Regions from separate parts of the Mus musculus genome. Here region 1 is linked to region 2. A link is a loop called in an ENCODE intact Hi-C map of the cell type or tissue named here. Cell type or tissue: left cerebral cortex. All regions are shown on one strand. Each heading gives the region's core, and the rest is flanking DNA. Links, peaks and the distances in the headings are about the cores only.

Evidence for each region. A loop is a pair of places that touch in the nucleus more often than their neighbours do. Peaks named below come from ENCODE experiments on the same cell type or tissue, not always from the same donor. Only the 100,000 strongest peaks of a DNase experiment are listed, where the experiment ranks them.
Region 1: it touches region 2 in a loop (2.3-fold over the local background); 4 of 42 quality-filtered maps call a loop at or near these places.

The regions. Positions count from the first base shown.
Region 1 is chr4:101,063,194-101,075,289 of GRCm38, forward strand. It overlaps Raver2 (ribonucleoprotein, PTB-binding 2), which reads left to right and starts at 5,845. Exons shown (of 12, transcript NM_183024.1): 1 at 5,845-6,136. The coding sequence starts at 5,921. Gm35956 (a long non-coding RNA gene) reads left to right here and starts at 6,144. Exons shown (of 2, transcript XR_867959.2): 1 at 6,144-11,827; 2 at 11,920-12,096. In left cerebral cortex, for the core only: a CTCF peak has its summit at 5,706 (motif pointing right); DNase peaks (open chromatin) are centred at 4,859, 5,800, 6,274, 6,552 and 2 more places; H3K4me3 peaks cover 1,754 bases; H3K27ac peaks cover 604 bases.
Region 2 is chr4:100,991,175-101,003,270 of GRCm38, forward strand. It overlaps Cachd1 (cache domain containing 1), which reads left to right. Exons shown (of 27, transcript NM_198037.1): 24 at 1,555-1,716; 25 at 2,861-2,938; 26 at 3,561-3,662; 27 at 11,688-12,096. The coding sequence ends at 11,926. Among named protein-coding and RNA genes, the nearest start is that of Raver2, 72 kb to the right of the region's middle. In left cerebral cortex, for the core only: a CTCF peak has its summit at 7,126 (motif pointing right); DNase peaks (open chromatin) are centred at 5,127, 5,326, 7,145 and 7,923; H3K27ac peaks cover 802 bases.

The DNA of each region.
Region 1 (12,096 bases), core at 2,302-10,301, 72 kb after region 2:
ATCTTTTTTCTTTTTCTGAATATTTACATTTATTTCCCTATTTATTTTCCTAGCTGATGTGACCTGGGATGCAGGCGAGCAGCAAGTGCTAATTTTGCAGTGAGGTTTCCTGGAGAGACAATTCACCTCAGAGAAGATGGAGGCACACAGTCCTGATTTGGTGACTGGAGCCATTTAATTGGTGTTATTTACAGAAGCAGGGGTGAAGGGCTACCTACAGGAAGTCAGGCAACCTTCACGTGCTACACCTCTTTAGAGGCCTCCTTCTCCTAGCAACTGTTAAGCAATTTATATGTCTTGATGGAGAAGTGGGGTCTCAGAAGCCTGTGAGCCGTCTAGCCTGCCACAGAAGAATATAATTGAGCCCAGCCTTGTGAGGGTCTCTCTGGTAGGCCATCATAGCTGCTCTGATTGTGAGCCACAAAGGGATGCATACCAGGAAGACAGAGCTCAACTGAAAACTGGTTCAGTCAGTGATCCAAGATGGCTCTCAACTCTGGGGAAGGCAAACAGAACACTGGCTCAATGCACGATGTAGCCCAATTACTTTTGCCTGGTGTCTTTCCACTTTCATCTGCTCTGTCTCAGGAGATGGGCTCACAGGGTGCAAACAGAGCCTGCAAAGAGCACAACACTTTGGGCTCCCTATCCCTCTGGACCTTGGGTTATTCAACGAAGTTCTGTTTCTTCTTAAACTTCTTTTTCAATGCATGACCGCAGCCTTAGTAATCTTCGAGTATAATTGTTTTAGCTCACACCTTCTAGACTGTCTTCAGCAAGAGCATATCCTGTGTCCAGCGTTAGCTGAAACTCAGATGCCTAAGTTGAGCTTGGAGTCTTTGCTACCTGAGCTGAGTCTTCTCTTTCTTGTGGCATCCTTCCCATCTCACATTAAATCAGTAATGCCATTCTCTGCCAACAACTGAGTGTGTCACCATGGGTTTAAGAAAATAAAAGACATTCCTTAGCATTATTAATACTTATGTGGCCCTTGAGCCTTGTGCAGATTCCCTCAGCAAATCTTCCCAGTGGCCTTCAGTACCTGACTTCTGTGTGTTTAGAGACAAAGTGGCTGAGATTTAGCACATTTAAATATTCGCTCATGGTCCATGATTGTCTAGTGGGTAAAGGCACTTGGTGCCAAGCTTGGCTGCCTGAGTTCAATTCCTGAGTCCTACATGGTAGAAGGAGAGAACTGGCTTTTTACAAGTGGTCCTCTGATCTCTACATGTATTCTGTGGCATCCGAACACACACACACACACACACACACACACACACACACACACTCACAATGAAATAAATAAATTTAGTTTAAAAAAAAATAAACCTCTTAGCAGCCCAAATGCTGGCATGACAGATGTACTACCACATCTGGCTTTTTCTCATGCTTTAAGTAGCTCTTCCAGTTACACAAAATTGCACTGAGATCACTGGACTTGGATCCTGCCTCTCTTGCATCTATAGGACTTAACACTATCATGCCTATCTCAGGAAACTCAGACATACTCAACCCTTTCTGTGGCTACACCTTCACACTATGATATATCTGAGTCCTAAAAGTAGATGATTTTACATAGGAACTTGGTGGCCCACCTGCTGTGTCCTTGAAAATGTATCCAGCTTTCCTTGTCTTGCATTCCTCATTGGCAAAAAGGTACATTTTAGCTCTATGGCAAGTCAGTTATAGGGTTCAAACACTATCACATTAAAGGGAGAGAATAAAGGTTCGGATAACCTACATAAAGTGTCTGCATTCATGGCTCTCCGGCTTAATCTTCTCAGTAGGAACTTCCAGGGAAATCTTTTCCCTCTGTCTTACAAGATTCCTAGCATACAATGCACTCATTTCCTCCACTGCTTTCAGAGTTGTTTTTCAACAAGCTAAACTTATTGGGCCATTTCTCTGCCAGAAAGTCACTACATTCCCCATTCCAGTTCCCCCTGGACTCGCCAAGCTGTTCACTTAAAACGGAATCAGCCTCTAACAGCTGGAACTGTGAACGCCACACCTTGGTGCTACTGATACCTTCAGTGCTCTGTATGCTCTGTCCCAGGACTGCCTCATCTCACACACAAACTTCTTGTGTGAGAAGACCTGACTTCTCAGGACGATCTCCCCAAGTCAAAAATCAAGCCGGAGGCGGAGGCGGAGGCGGAGGCGGAGGCGGAGGCGGAGGCGGAGCCACTGAGCACTTTATTAAAAGTATTAACCAAGCAAAGCTAGAAATTCCTGAGATGTAATTACTTTAGGGAGAGATTCACTTTTGAATAAAAATCAAATCAAGTGCCCTGTCCAGGGCTATGTCTGGTACGTTAGACAGCTGTTCCGTAGTGTGGAATAGTCAAATGTAATGCTCTTATAATTAACACACTCAACTTCTCCCTTTCTCTTGGTTTTTTCCCCTCTCTCTTTTTGAATTTCCTTCCATCCCCCTGCAGTCGAATAATGTGTTCTCACAATGGCCTCAAACTCACAATGTAGTCAAAGATAATCTTCAACTTGTAATGTCCTCCTGAGTGCTGTGTTTGTCGCTGTGTGCCTCCACCCCTGGTTTATACAGTACTGGTGATGGTACCTAGGGCTTCTGCATGCTAAATAAGCCCTCTACCAACTAAGCAACTTCCCCAGCCCTATTTAACTAATTTTAATCTATATTATAATGATATATAATTATAATGTTTGAATACAAGAGGTTGTTTTTATTAGAAGTAATAAGGCTTATTATACCTCTTTGAGATTTTCCCCAATTGCAAATCTTTAAAAACAAGCAACTCAACCACCCATTAAAAAAAAAAAAAAGAAAGAAAGAAAAAAAAGGAGGCTGAAGTGAACACATAGCTCCTATTTTAAGCCCAAGGTAATTATGTAGACTGTGATAATGACCCATGGATATTGGTAATCCATTGCAGCTTGATAATTACACTCCATGAAGAGTTCAGATTAGCGTGCTCCTTATTTTTCTGTAGAAGCTACAATTTAGAGTCAGCTCTAAACCCTATGGTGAAAGGACCTCTTCTGAATCATAAAGACTGGAATTCCCAAGTCTCCGTAGCTTCATACTCTCTCTCTCTCTCTCTCTCTCTCTCTCTCTCTCTCTCTCTCTCTCTCTGCCAATTCCGTTTTAAAATGTGTAATCAGTGGACAGTTACTTTTTCCAAATTCTCTGAAAACAGTTGAACAAAAGTAACAAGAAAGGATTGTTGATCTGAAACCTGAATAACTGTCATCACAGCAGGAAGGGGGGAGGAAGAATGGAGAGAGAGAGAGAGAGAGATGATTTATTGCCAGGCTTGACTTCAAACAACAGTTCATTTAGAATAATTTGCTGTAGATTTTGAAGTCAATAACTTAGCAGCCGCTGGGGAAAGACCTCAAGCAAACGCAGCATCGCTGACGTCACTCAGATCACTGCTTCTCAGGGCTGCCCTGGAGTTCTGCTTGCAAACTCATTAGCGGCACTTAATTATAATCATTATATGATTCTCTCCCAGTGAGGCCTGGCCCTTATCAGTCAGGATGCTTATTGTATTATTTCTGAACTCTCAGTGTCTTTATATATCTATTGTTTAGAACTTAGCAGACCTTTAATAGATGTTTGTCAAGGAGACGGTGCTCATTTGGGTAAATATACGTTCTGAACCTTAATGAGTGAGTCTGGGTACACAGCACTTGTTGAGGCTATTCTTGGTTCTGGCCCACTTTGAAGACTATCCCTTTCAAAGTCCTTCAGCTCTATAAAACCATGCATCATTTAGGTTTAAGATGCATGAAATTTTAAGTTCAAAAGGATAAAGTTTAAAATAAAAATGATCATTCATCCAAAAAAAAAAAGTGCCCCACAGACTTGCTTATGGGTTAATCTGATGGAGGCAATTCCTCAATCAAGGTTCTCTCTTTCCAGATGACTCCAGCTTGTGTCAAGTCAACAGAAGTACTAAGCAGGCACCCTGCCCTGTGGAGTTCCCACTCCCTGGCTGGGATCCTGAAGTGGAGAGAGAGAGCTGAGACCATGCACTCACTGTTCTCTGCTTCTGCTTGTGGATGCCTTGTGAGCAGCTGCTTCAAGCTTCTGTTACATTGACCTCTCTGCTAGGGTGACTCTGTCCTTGAATGGTGGACTGAAATAAGCCTCTTCTCCCTTAATTTGCTTTGGTTGGAGATTTTGTTTTGTTTTTAAATCAGAGCAACATGAAAAAAAAAATAAGCTGACATGTTTATAAGGTGTACTTCCCATTATCAGTTAAAAAACGACCTGCGGCGGTACTGGGTGCATTTACAGCTTTTGCCAACCGTCACCTCTCTATAGTTCCAGAACATGTCTATTGCTTCACGGGGACATGTGAGCCAGTGGAGCCATTGCGTTCCATGGCCTGCTCTGCTCAACCCTTGCCTAGCTCTTGGTTTTGCTCTGTGGATTTACCTGATGAGAAGAATCACACAGTGAGTGACTGTCGTCTCTATCTTCTTTCACCTAATGATCTGGAGGTTCACCTACCTTTTGGCAGCCTTCGCCTTCCTTTTATAGCTGAACAATATTCCACTGTGGGTACAGACTGTAATAGGCCTATTGGATCTTCTCTCTGTGTCTAGGGAATAGGGTTGTAAATACTGGGGCACCGCCCTCACTCATGTTAATGATGTAAGTATTCTAGAACAGTCTGAGGACTATTAACCGTAATTTTGGGGTAGAGTGATTACAGATGACTTATTTTTATAATATTTAGAACATTGAGCCTAATCACACCAGCTTCCATTTCTTCATGTGTAATGGGAAGAAAATAAGCTTTGCCTAATTGGATTTTTTTTAAAGGGAAGCACTGTAACATACTTAGAAATATGTGGGTGGCACCTGCTCAGTACTGAATTTATGATTTTATTCATTTGATGTGTGTGTGTGTTTCTCTGGAAGCCAGAAAAGTGCATTGGATCCGCTGGAGGCAGAGTTACAGGTAGTTGTGAGCCATCTGACTTGGGTACTCGAATTAGTACTGTGGTCCTCTGCAAGAGCAGCAAGTGCCCTAAAGCGATACGCCATCTCTCCAGCCCTTTCATGATATTTAAAGCATTTTCCTTTAACAGATCACTTGCTGGGTTAAACAGGCTTTTTTTTTTTTTTTTTTTTTTTTGTGCATTTTCATGGGGCACACTTAAGTAAGGTGTGTGTTCCTATTTGCTAATAGTCATTACAGCTGGTGAGAGTTGAAGGGTATTTATTATATTTTGTAGATCTCACTTTAACTAGGTATATCTTTCCACAGTATGTCTCCTTCCAAGTTTCAATTCAAATAATCAAGGAACTTATTCCCCTGCCTTCTGCCGAAGCTGTCCTAGTCTTTGTTTCAGCTTTGATTTGTGTTGCAAATACAACTAGCCAGGTTGTCATCTTAGGCCGCAAAGGGACCGATGAAAGATAATGATTTCTTATACACAACCAGGAAAATTTGTTATGCTCAGGTCTTACTAAATAATACCAAACCTTCCCCCAGAATATTTTTAGATAAATCTCATATGTTATTTTTCATCGAAAACTTAACTTTGCCAAATGCGCACTTCTTGATGTGTCAGAATTGAGGCCAGGAGTTCTCTGGCCTGCGCAGTGGCGCCTGAGGCCCTCGGATTTGAGAGGCGAGGCCGAGCGCGGCGAGCTAGGGGTAGTGTTGGTAGGGGTTCGAGTCCCACCATGTTACCGCGTCCTAGATTCCGCAGGTGTCCTGCAGGGGGAGGGGGCGGAGCGTCGGGGGCGTGGCTGGATAGGGCGTGTCTCCGGGCTCCGCCCCTCCCGCGTCGGCGGCTGCGGCGCCTCCCCCGCCCGCGCGCCCTTGCTCCGCGTCCGGCCCGCCTCGCCCCCGCGCGGCCTCTCCGCTTTCTCTCCCGCTTCGCTCCGGCCTCTCCGAGTCTGCAGCGGGGCGCCGGGAAGATGGCGGCGCGGGGAGGCGGCGCGGGGGGCGCGGGCTCGGGATCCGGACCCTCTGCTGGGACGGCGGGGGAGGCCGCGGAGCCCGCGCTGCGCCCGGGGGAGGTGGCTGCGCTGCACCCCCAGGAGGTGGCTGCACGGCTGCAGCGGATGCGACGGGAGCTGAGCAACCGGCGGAAAATCCTAGTGAAAAACCTGCCCCAGGACAGCAGCTCCCAGGTATGGGCACCGGGCCGGGGTGACCGGGGCGGGTTTGGGGACACCGCAAAACCGGAGGAGACCGTAATGGTCCCGGCGCCTAGGAGAGAAGGAGGTATGCGCACCGAGCCCAGAGCCCTTTGCCTCGACGAAGCCTTTCTGCAGCCAGCGAGAGCAGCGTGTTGGGAAACTGAGGCTGGGCAAGGCGGAGCGGCTCGTGCAAGGTCAGGGGGTTCTGGGGCGGATGCTGCCACGTCTGGTCTGTACTTTGTGTTCCCTCCAGCCCAAGGCGGTGTTGAAGGTGAAGGCGCGTGGTGGGGAGCTGAGGAGCTCAGATTTAGGGGGCTGGCTTCCGGAGCCCCTCGAGAAGGGAAGGGGTCCCGCGTAGGGTGTTGGGGACTTGGATTGCCACGGGGGCGGGGTCACGGGAAAGCTGGGCGAGTTCTTCTGCAGAAGCACTTGACCAAGTTTGTATGAAACAACTTTGCTCCGCTTGTTAAGGCCGCAGAGAGCAGAGGCTGATACTGCGCCGGCAGTCTTGCAGCCTTCTGCCAAACCAAGTATGGCAGGATTTGTTTCTGTGCTTGCGCGGAGTTTAAAGCTAAGCAGCTCGCAGTCTTTAATCCAGATTAACTGTTGCTTCTTGGATTAGAAAGCCCGAGTCGACTTAACTTCTTTTTTTTTTTTTCCCTGATTGCGAAAGTTAAAATCTTATTGTAGGAGCGCTAGAGAATTTGAAGGATTTTCTCGGGATTCATATTCATTCATTCTCATTCATAGCCCTCCCCATTTTTTTCTCTCTGTTTTTCCCTCTTTTCCTCTCCTTTCTTTCTTTGAGACAGCGTGCCAAGTATCCCCAGGCAGGCCTTGAATTTCTGATCCTCCTTTCTCCACCTACCATGTGCTAGGATTTCAGGTGTGTACCACAGGCTCGGCGCAACAGTCCTGCATGCATGAGAGAGTGTGTGTTTATTACTCCCAAGACTTCATGAATGCATGCAACACTCTACCAACTGAACTATAACCATGTTGTCTTTCTTCCTTTTCTTGTGCACAAGTATGCACATGCATTTGTTTTTGTTTTTTATCAAAAACATGAAACAATGTAGCATTCTTTAGGTTTCCTACAGTTTTCCTGAAGATGCTTGTACGTTGCATGTATAGGTATTTGGTGTAAACTAGATCTGCCTTGATAGGTCGGACCACGGAAGGAATTTCATAAACCCACCCTATTCTGTTATGAAATTCCTCATACAGAGTTCATACAGAGTTGCAAGAGGACTGGTTAGTGACAGTTGCATGTTCTCTGTGACTTATAGAATATGATAATGCCTACCTCATTACCATTGGTAGACTTTCTGTAGATATAATAAACATAAGCCTACAACCTCATAAGGTATTTAGGTGGTGGCATCTCACCATTCAACTTAAGAGGTGCCACAGAGCCTACTTCCCTCTGTCAGGTGGTGGTTTTGGGTTGCCACCTGAAGGTCCTCTACACTGGAAAAACAGCCTTCCTGCTCCTGAATGGGGAAGGTCTCCGTGGAGCTCAGGGAGAGGGGGGCTTGGGAGAAGCAGATGGCATCTACAGAACAAATTAAAGAACTATGGACTCTGTGATAGACAAGCTAGCAGAAGATGGAGAAGTGTCTGGATTTCCTCTGCAGAATGTCAGCTATTTCTGTTGTAACATTCCCCTTCCTGAAGTCTAAAAACACTTAATGCAAATTCAAGGCTGTTCTGTGTGTTCTTGCTTCACTGTTAGCTTTTGCATTTCTGTTCCCAAAAGAGGTGGAAAAGAAACCCAAGGGTCTGAGGAACTATTTCAATCCTACCTCATCTAAATGCTGACAGAAGGTTTTTAGACACTCACATCTGCGATTGTTTGGGGGTAGGGACATTTTTCCCCCTCGGTTTTAAACTTACAGCTACTCTAAATCTCAGGATTTTTTCTGTAAAAAGTAGCTAGTTTATTTGCATAAATGAGCGAATAAAATTGATTTAAACTAAGATGTCTCAGTAAAGTCATTTAAATTTTGCATCAAGCTCAATTCTCATGTGCCCCCCCCCCCAACACATACACACTTAAAAGAACTGGAGAGATTCACTCAAAAGTCAAAACAGAGCTGCCAGTCAGTGGCGAAGCAAATATCTCCTGACTGATTCTGCCATGGATCTTTTCTCGAGTAATGGGGAGAATAAACTGTTTTGATGGTTCTGATACACAGTTTTGAAATCTAAACACATCAGCCTTTGCTCTCACGTGTTGGAGCATGTTCTTTGCCCCTTACCCCAAGCCCCTCGTCCTCAATACGTGTATTAGCTTTGCCAGTTTTCTGTTCGTGTTTGTAACTAAAAATGGCAGTGTGACCTAGGTAAGTAAATTAGGTGTAAGTATGTTAACTTCCAAAAGATAACAAAAAGGAAGTCCAATAGATTATTTTTGTGTGATAATGAGTGGTTTGTTTGTTTTTGGTTTTTTTTTTTTTGGTTTTGGTTTTGGTTTTAGTTTTCAAGACAGGGTTTCTCTGTGTAGCCCTGGCTGTCCTGGAACTCACTATGTAGGTAGGCTGGCATTGAACTCAGAAATCCTCCTGCCTCTGTCTCCTGAGTACTGGGATTAAAAGCTTGCACCAACACATTCAGCTTTAATTTTCAACTTTGTAATTTTTTTTATATTTAATTATCTTGTATTTTATGTGTATGGGAGTTTCTGTTATGTATGTCATGTGGATGCCTGCTGCCCACAGAGATCTGCGGAGGGCATCAGGCTCCTCTGGAACTGGAATTAGTTGTGAATGTCTATTAGCCTCTGGGTGGGTGCTGGAAACTGAACCCCCGTCCTCTACAAGAGCAACAAGTGCTTTATTCACTTAGCTATTGTTCCAGCCTCTCCTCCACGTCCATCTCTTCTGAGGCAGAGTCTCTCATTGGTCAGCAGCTTACCCATTAGTTTGGGCTGCCTGGCCAGCAAGCCCCAGTGTCCTCCTGTCTCTACCTCCACACCACTGGGATCCCAAGGATCTAAATGACATTTTAGGACTGGTAAAGCAAGCACCTTTCCGACTGAGCTAGTTCCCCAGCCTCTGGGGAATTTCTTCTTAAACATAGCTCTTTAAAATACAATTTGAATTTCTTTCACATATTTGTATAACATTTACAGTGACGACAGCCTACAGCTTCACAGTTTCTGTGACTTAAATATTTATAGAAAGTACTTTAAAAGTGAAACCTTTAGAAGTACATGCATGAAATAGAGAAATACAAATTATAAGATCTTGCTGGACCTGATGGCACAGCCCTGTGATGCGTGCTCCTTGGGAGGCTGAGGCAGAAGCACTTTAAGAATAAGATCATCCTCGGCTACAGAGCAAGTTTCAGGTCCAGCCAGGGCAACTTAGTGAGACCCCGTCTCGCAATTAAGAAGTAAACACAGATAGAGCTGGGATTATACCTCAGTGGCAGGGTACTTGCCTAACAAATGTCTGGGTTTGGTCCCCAGTACTGGGGAAAATAAGTAGTATATACAAGCACACATACATACACACATATTAAAGTCTTTATGTTCATATTACTGTGCAGTCAGTCAGACTCTCTCTGGTCTGCCTCTGTCACTTTCTGCAATCTGCTTGGCTCTCTTGTTTACCCAGTCCCAGCTTTGGATCAGGTCTCTTTACCTTTTGAAGACATGGTTATAACTTTCCTGTTTGTCATATCTGTGGTCCTTCCCATCTCTTACGTCCTAGCCTGTCCTTTGTACAGTATCACTGTGTCACTTGAGAGAAATCCCATCTCCCTTTCTTGTTTAAAAAAAATCCTCAGCTGGGGAGATGGTTTGTTGAATAATGTGCCTGTTGTGCAAGCGTGAGGACTGCAGTTCGAATCCTTAGAACCCAAAGCTGTGCAGCTTAGCACCCAGGAGACAGAAACACAGGGTCCCCAAGGCGAGCTGGCTAAATAGATTGAGCTCCGGGTCTAGCCAAAGATCCTGCCTAAACAGAGTGGCGAACAATTACAGAAGACATTCAGTGTCAACTTTAAGCCTCCACAAGCATGCCCATACATGTCACCTGCACCCGCACACACATAGACACATGAAAAAGAAATAAAAAATGACCCTACAGAAAACCATTGGCTTCGTTTACCCAGAACCAGTGCCTAAACCACTCATCATAGTAGTAAACAGTGGCTCTCATTTGACTGTTGTGAGAGGGAAGCTGGGTCAAGTTTTGTGTTCTGTCTGAAAATTTCCCATTTTATGTTCTACTAGGACCACTGAATTTAAAAGTGATTTAGAATAACTTCATCACAAAATGTTCTTTTTTCCCCTGAGATTTGACACTTAGAGAAAGTGTCCATTTTTTACCCTATGGCTTTCCACAGCTCCTGTTCTCTTGTTGTTATTTTGTTTTATTATTTTTAGTTTAGTGTATGTTTGCTTGCCTGTATCTATGTGTACTGTGTACGTTCCTGGTGCCCATGGAGGCCAGAAAGAGGTGTTGGAATGCCAGGAACTGAAGTTATAGGCAGCGAGTTGGAAGCTGCCCTGAGGGCACCAAAAACCAAACCCAAGTTCTCTGTGAGAGCACCCAATGTTTATAGCTGCCGGGCCATCCCTCCATCCTCCTAGGCATGACCTCTGAGTAGTTTGACATGATACGATGGAAATCTAAGATTTATGACTCCCCCCCCCCCCCCCCCCCCCCCGCCTAACCCACCACTCCGGATGTCTTCTGTAGATCCATCCATTCCCAATAGTCTTGCCCTGGATTCTAGGCAACCATTCATAACTCCAATCCCTTATACCCACTTTTGGCCTAGTCAGGCATAAGGCATGCACTTGGTACATGCATGCATGCACACACAAACACAGGCAAACACACAAATACAGTAAAAAACTTAAGTATTTAAAAAATATTTTATTTCTCTAAGTTACATATTCATTGTTTGTTATCCTTTTCTGATGTCATTAAGCAGAGTTAACTTGTCAGTTCTGGCTGCTTGGTGTTCATTACTGCATTCCCAGTGTAACAAGGCCACTGAGAACTGTGAAAGAGACATACTTCTGGATTTCTGGGACACCATAGCCTCCTCAAGTTTTGAGTGTTGGCAGAAATTCTCAAAAAGTGTTTCAGAAATGCTATTCTGTGCTGTTGAAGCCGAATTCTACAAGACTATTTGGAGGCCTGCATCAGTGGTCTGTTAAGTGCATGTACCAAAAGCATCACATAATTGAGAGAGCACACCCCAGGTGATCTAGAGAGCATGCCCCAGGTGATCTGGAGAGAGCATGCCCCAGGTGATCTAGAGAGAGCATGCCCCAGGTGATCTAGAGAGCATGCCCCAGGTGATCTAGAGAGAGCATGCCCCAAGTGATCTAGAGAGAGCATGCCCCAGGTGATCTAGAGAGCATGCCCCAGGTGATCTAGAGAGAGCATGCCCCAAGTGATCTAGAGAGAGCATACCCCAGGTGATCTAGAGAGAGCATGCCCCAGGTGATCTAGAGAGCATGCCCCAGGTGATCTAGAGAGAGCATGCCCCAGGTGATCTAGAGAGAGCATGCCCCAGGTGATCTAGAGAGCATGCCCCAGGTGATCTAGAGAGAGCATGCCCCAGGTGATCTAGAGAGAGCATGCCCCAGGTGATCTAGAGAGCATGCCCCAGGTGATCTAGAGAGAGCATGCCCCAGGTGATCTAGAGAGCATGCCCCAGGTGATCTACAGAGCATGCCCCAGGTGATCTAGAGAGCATGCCCCAGGTGATCTACAGAGCATGCCCCAGGTGCTCTACAGAGCATGCCCCAGGTGATCTAGAGAGAGCATGCCCCAGGTGATCTACAGAGCATGTCCCAGGTGCTCTACAGAGCATGCCTCAGGTGATCTAGAGAGCATTCCTCAGGTGATCTAGAGAGCATGCCCCAGGTGATCTAGAGAGCATTCCTCAGGTGATCTAGAGAGCATGCCCCAGGTGATCTACAGAGC
Region 2 (12,096 bases), core at 2,751-10,750:
AAATTTTGCAAGCCTGGAATTCATTCCCATGAAGCTGACTTTAAGAAACTCTGGCCTGGTTTCCACATGGCTGAACTCGAGTCCGCTTGGATGTGCATCCCAGCTGTCAGAGCACAGGGCCTGCCTGGGGTGTGCTAGCTCATCCCCGAGCCTTCCCTTTCCCCTTCCCACCTTACAAGGTTTCAGCTACCCACCACTGTTTAGGGCAATGAGGTCAGCAGATGCCAAGGCTGCTTAGGGTTGCTATAGCAGCTTAGGGTATGGACAAAGACACCATATGAAGAGCCCCCTGGGATCAGGTCACCAGTTCTTGAAGATACTACCAAAGACTCTATTTATCATTGGATTTTTTTTTCCAGTGTCTTCCCAGAATCAGCAGCATGCCCTTGCTCTTAGCTGGCAAATTTGAGTCACCGTATCTAAGCCACTAGTGAATGTAGACGTTTCTCATCTTGGTATACAGTTGTGACCCCATAAACCTATTATGGGTTGAAAAAAAAATGTCAAAATGTTTTTTAATACACTCAGCCTGCTGAATGTTAAATAACTTAACAGAACAGTTCACCACAGAGTGCTGGTTTTTTAACCCTTGTGAGCCCAGGGCTGATTGGGAATTGCCATAACCTGCATCAAGAGAATATCTATCTTCCATATTCCAAGCCCAAGATTCCAAAGCCCAAGCCATTTTTACTGAATGCTTCATTACTTTTTACCATCATGAAGGTGACAAATGAGTCAAATCATCACAAATTAGGGACCATCTGTATCTTGCTTTTTTTTTTAAGGTTTATTTATTTATTTTGTATATAGGAGTACATTGTTGTCATCGTCAGACACACCAGAAAAGGGCATCCAATTCCAAATACAGATGGTTGTGAGCCACCGTGTGCCTGCTGGGAATAAAACTCAGGACCTCTGGAAGAGTAGTCAGGGCTCTTTACAGCTGAGCTGTCTCTACAGCCCTGTATCTTGCTTTTAAATGTCTACACATCTACCCTGACTGAAGGGAGGCTATATTCTCTCCTACGGGGCTGTGGGTTTGAGTTCTTGTGTTACTGCTGAACCAGATAAGGGCACCGTTCACACAAATATACTCCAGAGGGGTATTGTCTGTGCTTGCAGGAGGCCACACCTCTGCAACGTGGCCTGTGAACCATAGACGTGTGTACTTCATATCCCTTAGTTCATGTGTCCTTCCAAGAAGCCCACCTCACCTTTCTCTACTAGGTGCTGTTGCCTCTTGAGGGTAGCCAGGACTGCATCAGCACTAGGCAATGCATGTGCGTAAACGGTTTTCATCTGTTCACTCTTTGCAGCAGCCCTTAGTATCGGTGCTCTTGCTCTGTGTAGCAACCAACATTTAAGAATCAGGAATGAAACGAAGCTTCCACTCCCACATTCTTGTGTGTCAGTGAGGAATTTAGAGCATAGCACGGCTATCCACCAAACCCTTCTGCTCTTCTCCTTTCCCTCCCACCACGCTTGCTCCATGCCCACCTCTCCCTGCACTTGTGAGATGCTGACACGACACATCCATTCATTTCTTCTCCGCAGGTGATGAGGTGATCACACTAAACATGATTAAGAGTGCTCCGGTGGGCCCTGTGGCCGGAGGCATCATGGGCTGCATCATGGTGCTGGTCCTTGCCGTGTATGCTTACCGCCACCAGATCCATCGCCGCAGCCACCAGCACATGTCACCTCTTGCTGCTCAAGGTGAGTACAGAAAGCCTCTTGGAGGTTGTTGAGCAGCGATTTGAATAGGCCTCTCAGAAATCGTAGAGCAGCGTGACATCTGATGTCCCCAAAGCCTGCTTTCTAATTTAGTGCCTAAATTCCACATGCCCCATTTTGATTACCCAGAAAATACCAGGCCCTTTCCAGATACTGCCGGCATCCTCATCCCTCACATACTCCGTGGCTTACATGAACTGGGCAGCTAGCGTGCTGACCCACAGGGTGTCAGCATGCTGCCCTTGCAGGTCTGAACCCAAGCAAATCAGAGACCTCCAGATCATTATGAGCAAGAATTTGAATCTATCCAATGGCCTTCCTGTACATTAGAATAATCAGATCTTTCCAAACAGAATAAATCATCGAAGCAAACTATAAAAAGAGTTGGCCTATATTCGTGACCTTGTTGCCATCTGAGTCTGCCATCTGTACTCAAAGCCATTCCCACCCTTCCCGAAGTCCCCAGAGATATGTCAGCCTGCCCTTTGTGAAACTCACAGTTTTCCTGTCCACTTAGCTCAGCTTGTAGGACTAGTGACAAGTTGGTGTTAGGTGTTGCTATGACGACAGACCTGACACAGCATAGCCACAGAGAAAGGTATACCTACCTGAGAATCGGCTAGACTCAGGGTGGCCGCATCCAGTGTGGCCTTGCACCTGTATGCAGCTCTGGAGCCTTTTCACGGCTCAGCCAGTAACGCTTCAGACCCACTTCTTCTGCTTAAGCACTTGATAGAAGATTAACAATGAGCTGGCCTCCACCCGTTTCTTCTTTCTCCAGAACACTATTCTAGATGCTCTTCCCTTATTCTCTTGTTCTTCCTTTGTCTCTGCCCACCCATGTATCAGACAGAGGCATCTGTTCATTCTCTTGCAAGCTCATTATTTTATTTTATTTTATTTTATTTTATTTTATTTTATTTTATTTTATTTTATTTGAGGGGCTGGAGATAGAACCCAGCACACTTGAGGAGAGCTTTCTACCACTCTCCTCCATCCTCTGCCCTGAACTCATTCTTGACGGAATGCTGTCACCTAGCCATCAAACCATCACTCAGCAGGGTATTAAAGCCCATGGTTTTGTTTGATTAAATAGTCATGTTTCTCTCTTTCTAATGATGGACAGAAATGTCAGTGCGTATGTCCAACCTGGAGAATGACAGAGATGAAAGAGACGATGACAGTCATGAAGACAGAGGCATCAGTGAGTATCTGCCACCCCCTGCCTCGTGTGTCAGCGGGAGGCTAATCCAAAATAAATATTCTTTCTTATGTCCTTTTGGCTTGTATTAAAATTTCAGAAGCTTTGACATGGTAGATTTTTTTTTCCTCCCCTTTTCACTAGGAATAGGTGTGGGTCTCTGCTTTGTTTCAGAATATCTCTTTTTTTTGGGATGTTATCTTTTACACTTTCTTTGACCTAAAGCCTCTCGCCCCATGACTTTTCCAACATGTTGTTTTAGAAAGAGAACTTTCTAGAAAAAATTTTTTTAGTCCCCTAATTAGTGTACACATCTCAGAGTAATGGAAAAGTGCTTTCTTTCTTAAAAGAGACTTCTGTTGATGTTGAACTCCCATGGCCTTTCGCTGCCTAGACGTTAGCCTGCTGGTGCCTGGAGATAAGCAGCTGACCGCCCCTCCCTGCATCAGCCCTAAGCCAGCTTCCCCCACCCCCATCCTTAGGATTCTTTTAAAAATTATTTATTCTAACTTCTGAAAGACTGACCCTTCCAACACGTGAGTGAGTGGGCATGCTCAGAGCAAGGGGGTTGAACAATGAAGGCACTGGCACAGGAATGACATTAATTGTCCGTGACGTCCTACAGTCAGCAACACCCGGTTCATAGCTGCAGTCATGGAGCGACACGTACACAGTCCAGAAAGGAGGCGACGCTACTGGGGCCGCTCGGGAACTGAAAGTGATCATGGTAAGATCTGGTGTCCGGCATTCGAGCTCCCAGAGGCCTGGGCTATGCTGTGGGAGGCGGGCACAGACTGACTCTCTCTTTCTCCTGTTCTGTTCGTAAGCTAATTTATTTTGACATAGTTTCCCCAAAGGATACACCCAAGCATGACATGGTTTGAGAAAAGTGTCAAGCTAAAGGGCCCTGACCACACAGATTGCTTTCAAGTTTTTCTCCATCGAGAAGGTGGGGGCTGGTGAGATGGCTCAGTGGGTAGAGATTCTTGCAGCCATGCCTGATGACCTGAGTTCAATCCATGGAATCCACATGACAGAAGGAAAGAGCTGATTCCCCCAAGTTACCTCTGACTGCCCCACACCACAGTGTACAGGCACACATACACAAATAAGTGTAAATTTTTTTCTTCTCTATATAGCCTTAGCTGTCCTGGAATTCACTTTGTAGGCCAGGCTGGCCTTGAATTCATCGAGACCTTTTTGACACTTATTTCATATCTGTAACCAAATACCAGGTGAAAAAAACTTCAGGGAGGAATTATTCCTTTGGCTCAAGGTTAAGAGGTTCAGTTTGGTTGCTAAGCAACCATATTATGGCTTAGGCCTGTATCTTAAGTAAAACACCATAGTGGCAGGGGCAGTCTTAGAAGACAGCTGTGACCATCCTACCCAGGGTGGATGGAGTCGGGGGCATACACCAGAAAAATAGTCAAGGTAATATAAATCAGGAGCAATCACCAATGACCCACTTCCTTCATCCAGGTCTCATCTCCCAGAGTTCCCAGAACTTTCCAAAATAATGTTTCTAACGGGGTGTATATGTGTGTCTGTCACTAAAGGTGTGGTCCCTTAGGTCCCAGGACCTCCTGTTGCTGGTGGACCAGTGTCAGCATCATACTCTTGGGTCATAGACAAATCTAGGCTGTCTTCTAGCATTGCCCATCCCCATCTCTGGCCATGTCTTCCAGGCTCAAAAGCTTTGATTAAGAACAACCATTTGCACTGACCCATGTCATGGGAAGTCCCACGTCCTCTCCCAAACATCAGCCACCGTGCAGGGCTTCTCACGTTCTTGGTGTCTTGTTGCTTATTGTGTCTGGGACAGCAGGTGTGTCAGGTCTGAGCCTCGCTGCCACTATCAACCAAAAACAGAACCCAAGAAAAGAATGCTTTATTGTTAAAACTACCTAAGTCTTTGAATATGCTTAGATAATTACTTTAACCTTTTTTTTTTTAAATCTTGGCTTTTCCCACACCTATCCTGAAAAGAAGAAAAAAAAGTCTTCAAACACTGTATCTCTATTTGTATGCAAAAAGCACAGAAGATGACATCCCTCCAAGCAACCAATAGTCCCCTGACACCACCTCAGGGATGCAATCTTCCCTTGGAGGATGTGAGATGCTGCAGCCCAGCCTGGTAAATCAGAGGCTGTGTATTGAGCTTTGAATGACATTGTTCCCGCTGACTAAATAGAACCTTCGGGTTTCTATGGAGAACAGAGGCAGAACTTAAATTTTTCAGTTTCTTGGCTTCCTGCCTCCCCTATCCCCCCCACCCCACCCCCAACAAAAGAATCCTTTGAACCTGCTTAAGTTCTTCTGCTAGGTCATTCTGTGCCTTCTCTTTTGAATACTAAAGCAGGTTCCAGGGCTACTAAAGTTCAGCAGAAATAATTTCTTATTCAGCAGAAACACCAGCTCTCAGCTCTCCCTCTCCCGTGGCATCCATACCAAATTAGGATCTGGAGTAACGATGTGTTTCCCAGTTCCTTCCACTGTCTTGGTGATATAGCATGAAGCAGCAGCTTAGGTAAAGTGCCCCGTGAAGTATGAGTACCTGAGCCAGTGAGGCAGCAAAGGACTCACAGTCGCTCATCTCCCACTAATTGGATTTCTATTATCCCCAAGGAATAAAAAAAATAGTTTCTCATGCAGACAGAATACACCACCAAAGGAAGTGCAGAGTGTTGATGGCGCCCAGATCCAAAATACATCATTAAATCAATGGAGCCTAACGGTAGGCTGTCGTATCCCTGAACCTATACAGCATGACACCAAAAGTGACCCATCACGTGGATGGCCCTGCCATGCCAGCAGGATAAAATCTACGTGCACATTAAGGGAGAAAATAGAATTGATTGTTTTGTCAACATGGTTTTGAGTGGTGGTCCTGTGTGTCATTCCTGTACTGGGCGTGTCCTGTGCACTGGACAATGTGGGGCTGGGGGACACCCTCGAGGCAAGGATGAGTTCACTTTAGAGTCTATCACCTCTTGTTGAGACTCTAGCGAGCTACTTTAGTCCTTAGTTTCCTGATTCTTAAAAGTAGAATGGCCAGCTGTGGTAATACACATCTAATCCCAGAACTCTAGATGCGGGGACAGGCAGATCCTGTTATGTGGAGGCTAACCTGATCTACTCCTCAGCAAGTTCCAGGCCAGCCAGGGCTACACAGGGACACTCTGTCTCGAAAATAAATACATACATAAATAACAGGAATAAAATTTCTACCTGGTAAAGTCCTTGAAGATTAAAGGGCATGGGACGGTGGGAGCAGGGGGGGGGGGGTTGCACCTGTGCTCTCTCCTCCCTGCTAATACTCTAGGGGAACCCAGAAATGACGCGCAGATGTGTTCATAGATCCATACATGGGGGAAGGAGAGAGACTCCTGGAGTGAACAAAGGAGAAAGGGAAAGTAGTTCATGATCCAAGGAAGGGCTGGAGCTCAGGAGAAAGCAGTGCCAGGCTTCTACGTTATGCTGAGTGTGCGTGCGTGCATGTGTGTGTGTGTGCACACACGCATGCGTATGCTAGAGTGCTAAACACCTAGGCCCCTGGTAAGCTGCATAGTGATGATGTTCCTAGAATGAAAATTTCGATTGCTTGGAAACTTGTTAGAGATAGTTCGTGAGGACATGTTTTAAAGCATAAGGTTTTATACCTTTGGTGCTGGGAATGAAAACTAGGATCTGGTGCATGCTAGGCAAATACTCTTGTGTTGCGAATACCCCAACCCCACTTTCATCAATATCCCAAGACAACTTAAAAGTGTTTGTTCTTGTCGGCAGCATATGAGCCTTTCAAGTTGAGCTACTTACTAAACAGCTTTGTAACCGTGTGTCTGTCTGCTTTGTCTCATATTTCTCTTGAAAACAGCAAGTTCTGTCTGGTATCTGCTGGATTATTTTTAAGTTGAAAAAAGCAGCCAGCATGTGTTTATTTGCCCCTTGTGAGTTTATATTGCTGTTACTTCCTCATTAGAAACTTCACAGCCGAGTTTAGACAGATAATTTTTCCTTGAGTGTGTATGCGCGTGCATGTGTGTATGTGTGTGTGTGTGCAATCGCTAGGCAACCTTTTCTTTTTGAAAATGGGATTTCTCCCTCATCCTTGAATGATGAACAAAAACCTAGTCAAAAGCAGACATATTTTGGAACTATTCTCCTGAAGTTACTGCCTGTGGCCACTAGATGGCGAGTGAGTCCCTGAAGGAACCTTGGGTTTTCCCAAGTAACAGTGTCTCAGGAAGTGGAACATAAACACATAAGCAGAATGCTAAACTACAGAAGCCAAGTTTGGTCTTCTATTCCTCATGGGTGCCTGGCCTCATTCCTAAAGTGTGGATCTTACTTGAGGCTATCTCCATAGATGCTTTTCTACATATGCCTTTGCAATTGCTGCCAGAGGTCCTTTGTGTTCAGATAACATTTTTTTCCGTGATCCCTCGCAGTTCTCAGTACACAGCACAACTGCCTGGCATCGAGTAAATGGTTATTTGTTGGATGAGAAAATGTGTCTGTGGGCTGAGGAGAAGGCTCTGTAGTTTGCAAAGCGCTTGCTGCACAAGGAGTGAGGACCTGAGTTTCCACAGAACCCACACAGAGCCAGGCACAAAAGCCCCATCTATAAGCCCAGAGTTCTTTCCCATCGTGAAATGGGAGGTGGAGATGGGAGAATCCCCAGGAGCCTGTGGGAGGGCTAGACTGGTGTATACAGCAGCAAATGAGACCCTGCCTCTAGCAAAGGAGGAGGTAAGGACCAACACTAGAGATTGTCCTTCGACCTCCACACGTGCACACCCATACTCACACGACTACCACATACACCCACAAAAGCAGGCTTAAAGAGAAAGAAAAGGGCATGCATTGTTTTACCTGCTGCTCTGCCACTGGCTGTGCCCTGGGGATTCCCATTCATGTAATTAAATACTCGGAAAGTGTGGAGTGAATGAGTCATGTCGGTGCACACTTCTCATCACTTGCAGATGCTGGGAGAAGCCACCTCAGAGAGGGAAACGTATTTTTGGCTCACAGTTTAACGGGTCTCAGTCTATGCTTAGCTAGCCATGCATGCTATTTCTGGGCCCCGGCCAAGCAAACAGTGATGGCCTCATGGTGGGTGAGGTATATCTTTCCAGGGCGAGCCTCCAGGTGCATACTTCCTCTAACTGGACCCCACCACCTACTTCCGACCTGCTCCCACTAATGCTGCATGGTTTGAATGTATCAAGGGATCAGTCCACAGATGAGGTTGGAGCCATCTTGGTTGAGCCCCTTCCCAAAGCACAATAAACAATATCCAAGCCCCCAACACAACAGCCTCTGGGGAAATCTCAAATCCAAACACAATGAGGCAAATAGTTATAGAAAATCTCTGGACTAAAAACTATTGAATAGGAAAAAAAATGGATTTCCAAATCTTCCTAATTATATGAGACTAGTGTTTGGCATGCTAGGGAAAGCGACGGGGAAGAGAAGACACATTGATGTCATGACTTGGGGAGTTATAGTGTGCGAAGGCTTGCTTGTTTTTTAGAGTTTGGGGGACTGATCCTAAAGCCTTGTATATGCCAAGCAAGTGGTTTCCCACTGAGGTATCTTCCTGGCCCTTTTTAACTTTATTTTGAGACAGAATCTAAGTTGCTCAAGTTGGCCTTGAAGTTGCTCTGTAGCCCAGACCAGCCTTGAGCCTGTATCTTCCTGCCTCAGTTTCTAAGATGCCTTTAACAGATCTGTACCTGCGGACCTGGCTGGTTTTGCTGTGAACTATCTCCTTTGTGTGAGGCACTGTGTTCCATGCTAGGAGTGCAGAGGCAGCAAATAAGAAATATTGGCTAGCCAGGCAAAGCAGTGACCATCTTTAACCCCAGCACATGAAGCACAGCAGGAGGATTTTGGGCTATTTAGTGAGTTCCAGGCTAGCCTGGGTTATGTAGCAAGACCATATCTCCAAAAATAATAAACCAAAACAATGGGGCAATCTGTCAACAAAGAACCTGTTTTCAGTATAATATGGTAGTCACAGAATGCCATGCAGAGAGACAAAGGAACACCAAACCCAGGTGGCTCGCAAGACCTGAGGCAGGTCGGGGGGTGGGCATGGAAGACTTAGTGGAGAAGACCTAAGGCACAGAGAAGCATGAAGCATAGCAGTAGGATCTGAGAAGGTAGGAACTTACACTGGGTGTGCTAAATAAATGATCAGTCCCTTACTGTGGCACTTGGAAGTGACCAGAGATGAGATCCACCTGGGTGGCATCTAGGCAAACAGCTTAAATGCTTTGCTAATTGACACCTTCCTTGATATGCAAACGACAGTGTGGTTTGGACCTATGTCTAGCATCTTTCAGAGTCTGGCCTCCCATCTCACAATGTAGTCTTAGCCCTGCCCTCTATCGCTTAAACGTGGATAAAAGTGTCACTGTTTCCTCTAGAAACTTGGACCATCTACAGGGATGTCAAGCCCTCTAACCCCTTTACCTGGTTGGTCCATTTGGCCCCCAAGCTCTGCTTCTTCCCAGGAACAATCTCTTGATGTTAGGTGCTTCTCCACCTTTAAGCGTTCTTACTGTCCACCATGGACTGGAGGTCTGGGATGCAGCCTCCAATTCTCTGAGTACCTGGCTTCTGCTCAGATTGTGGTGACAAGTGTCAATACACCCCCAGTACCTGCCACTAAGTGCTGGTGGTTTCAGCTATCATTTTCAGCCTAGCCTCAGCCCTCCTACCCAGCAGCCTTGCCTGCTTTCCCCAGGCCCAGCTTTTCACCATTTCCCCAAGGTAGCCAATCCTTTTTAAGGCCGTGGTTCTCAACCTTCCTAAGGCTGCAACCCTTTAATACAGTTCCTCATGTCGTGGTGACCCCCAACCCTAAAATTATTGTATTGCTACTTCATAACTGTAATGTTGCTACTGTTGTGAATCATAATGTAAATATCTGATAGGAGACCCCCAAATGTCCCTCTAAAGGGTGTGTGTGTGTGTGTGTGTGTGTGTGTGTGTGTGTGTGTGTGTGTACACCAGGCTCTCAGCATCAAGATGGTCCCAAACAAGTCATGCTTTGGTGACACTAGGGGATCCCCAGGTCTCCTCTGCCATCATACTGACTCGAGTTATAGCCAGTCGCCTTACCGTATAACACCCATACCTGGTTGCCTAGCAACCTCTATAATCGGCCCTGTCCCACTTTCCCATATCCTTCAGTGGGCTGTGCAGTGGCTTCCTTTGTCTCTTGTTTGCCCTTTCATCCATCCTCCAAACTGCCAGTAGGTCTCTCTGACCACAGGTTATTCATGGCTGGCCATTTATAGGGAGATCGTGTACCTATTGTCTATGCCAGCATACACATCGTGCAATAACTCTAATTTATCTGTCCACCTCTCACATCCCTGCAGTCCAGCTACTGTCTAACACACGTCCAAGGCATGCAGTAGAGGAATCATTTCACAGTTCCTTGCTTCTGGGGCTGGCCTCTGTCTCCTTCCTTGGATCACTTCGCCAAAGTCTTACCCATTTGAAGTGGGGTGACCCCTCCTCATTCCTTTAGTCGGGATCAGTTAGTCCACCTTGCTTTCAGGGAAACCTCACCACTCTCGTTCACCATGGTCTACATTTGAGGAAGCATCTCTCCTACTCACTTTGAGTCGCTAAGGAAGGGAGATAAGTCTATTTCACTTGTCACCCCTACCCTAATGTGGCCCACAGTAAAAGAGTGAGCCAGTGGCCTGTGCTCTTGCCTGACTCAAACACTGGTGGCTTATCTCCCTCTTTGGGATCAGGATTTTGGCTGGGAAGTACCTCCAGTCACTAGCAGAGTGACCTGTACCTAAGAGATGCCCAGTAAACACCCTCTGCCTGGGGCTGCTCAACAGTTCTTCCCGCTGAGTTATGTTTTCCTGAGGACCTAGACTTGCCTTTATTTCGTTTGCACAGAGCAGGCATTTTCAACCACGCCGTGCATCCTGCTTGGCTGAATGCAAGCACATCAATTTTGCAGTCACAAATGTGACTAGTCCCTACCCATGGGTGATGGCTGATTGACACTGAGGGGCCAGGAAACTATTAATGAGCTGTCACTTCTCAAAACATTTAGAAGAGGTTTGTGTGGTTTTTTTTTTTTTCAATATTTAAAAACATGCCAAGGTTCTTGGAAAGGAACCCTTTGATCAACTAAGGTATTTTCTTTTAAAACATGTATCACTTAGAATACCGAAAGAAATGAATCTTTAAACATAGTGAGCCGGCTCACACAGAGAATAGTTGATTCCTTTCTAGTTGCTCTGGGTTAGATGGAAATTTGATGTTTCATTAAGCGCTAGAACCTTGGATCAGTTCCTTCCATTCTCTGGCCACCTCCCTACTACAGTGGGCTTTGAGAGCCTAGCTGTTAAGCTGGAATCAGTGACCTGTGTTTTGCTGGAGACATGTGCCAGGATGGTACCTACAGATAATAGGGCATATGGGGTGATTTCACAGTGGGGCTGTCATCGGCCTGGGGGGTTGGAGTAATGACTCTTGTTTCTCCCCCTACTTTCTCTGCTGTTTAATATAGTTGTGTATTTGTGGTTAATAGTTTTTAGGAAAAACAAGCAAACCCTGTTTTCTCTAGCTCTCCTTAACTTCAAAATACTTCAGCATCTGCTGGTGATGTGCAGATGTTGGCACCTAAGTGTTGCAAGCACTGGACTGCACGCCCGTCTTAGCCAGTCTGGTCTGTGTCCTGTGTCCTGAGGCCATGTTGTTCCTTTTCTAGGGTACAGCACCATGAGCCCACAGGAAGACAGCGAGAACCCTCCATGCAACAATGACCCTTTGTCAGCTGGGGTGGACGTAGGGAACCATGATGACGACTTGGACCTGGACACCCCGCCTCAGACTGCAGCCCTGCTGAGCCACAAGTTCCACCACTACCGCCCACACCACCCGACTCTCCATCACAGCCACCACCTGCAGGCGGCAGTGACCGTGCACACTGTGGATGCTGAGTGCTAACAACCCTCTCGCCTCCCGGAGCAGAGTGGCCCTGCGTGACACAGAATTCTCTGCGAAGAAATGAGCCGGCATACAGCCCTGTCACGTGACGCACTCTGTCCAGTGTGGTTCCACTGGTTTGCTGCCTACTGGCTTGTGGGGATCTGATGCTGGTTCTGTAACGGAGGGGG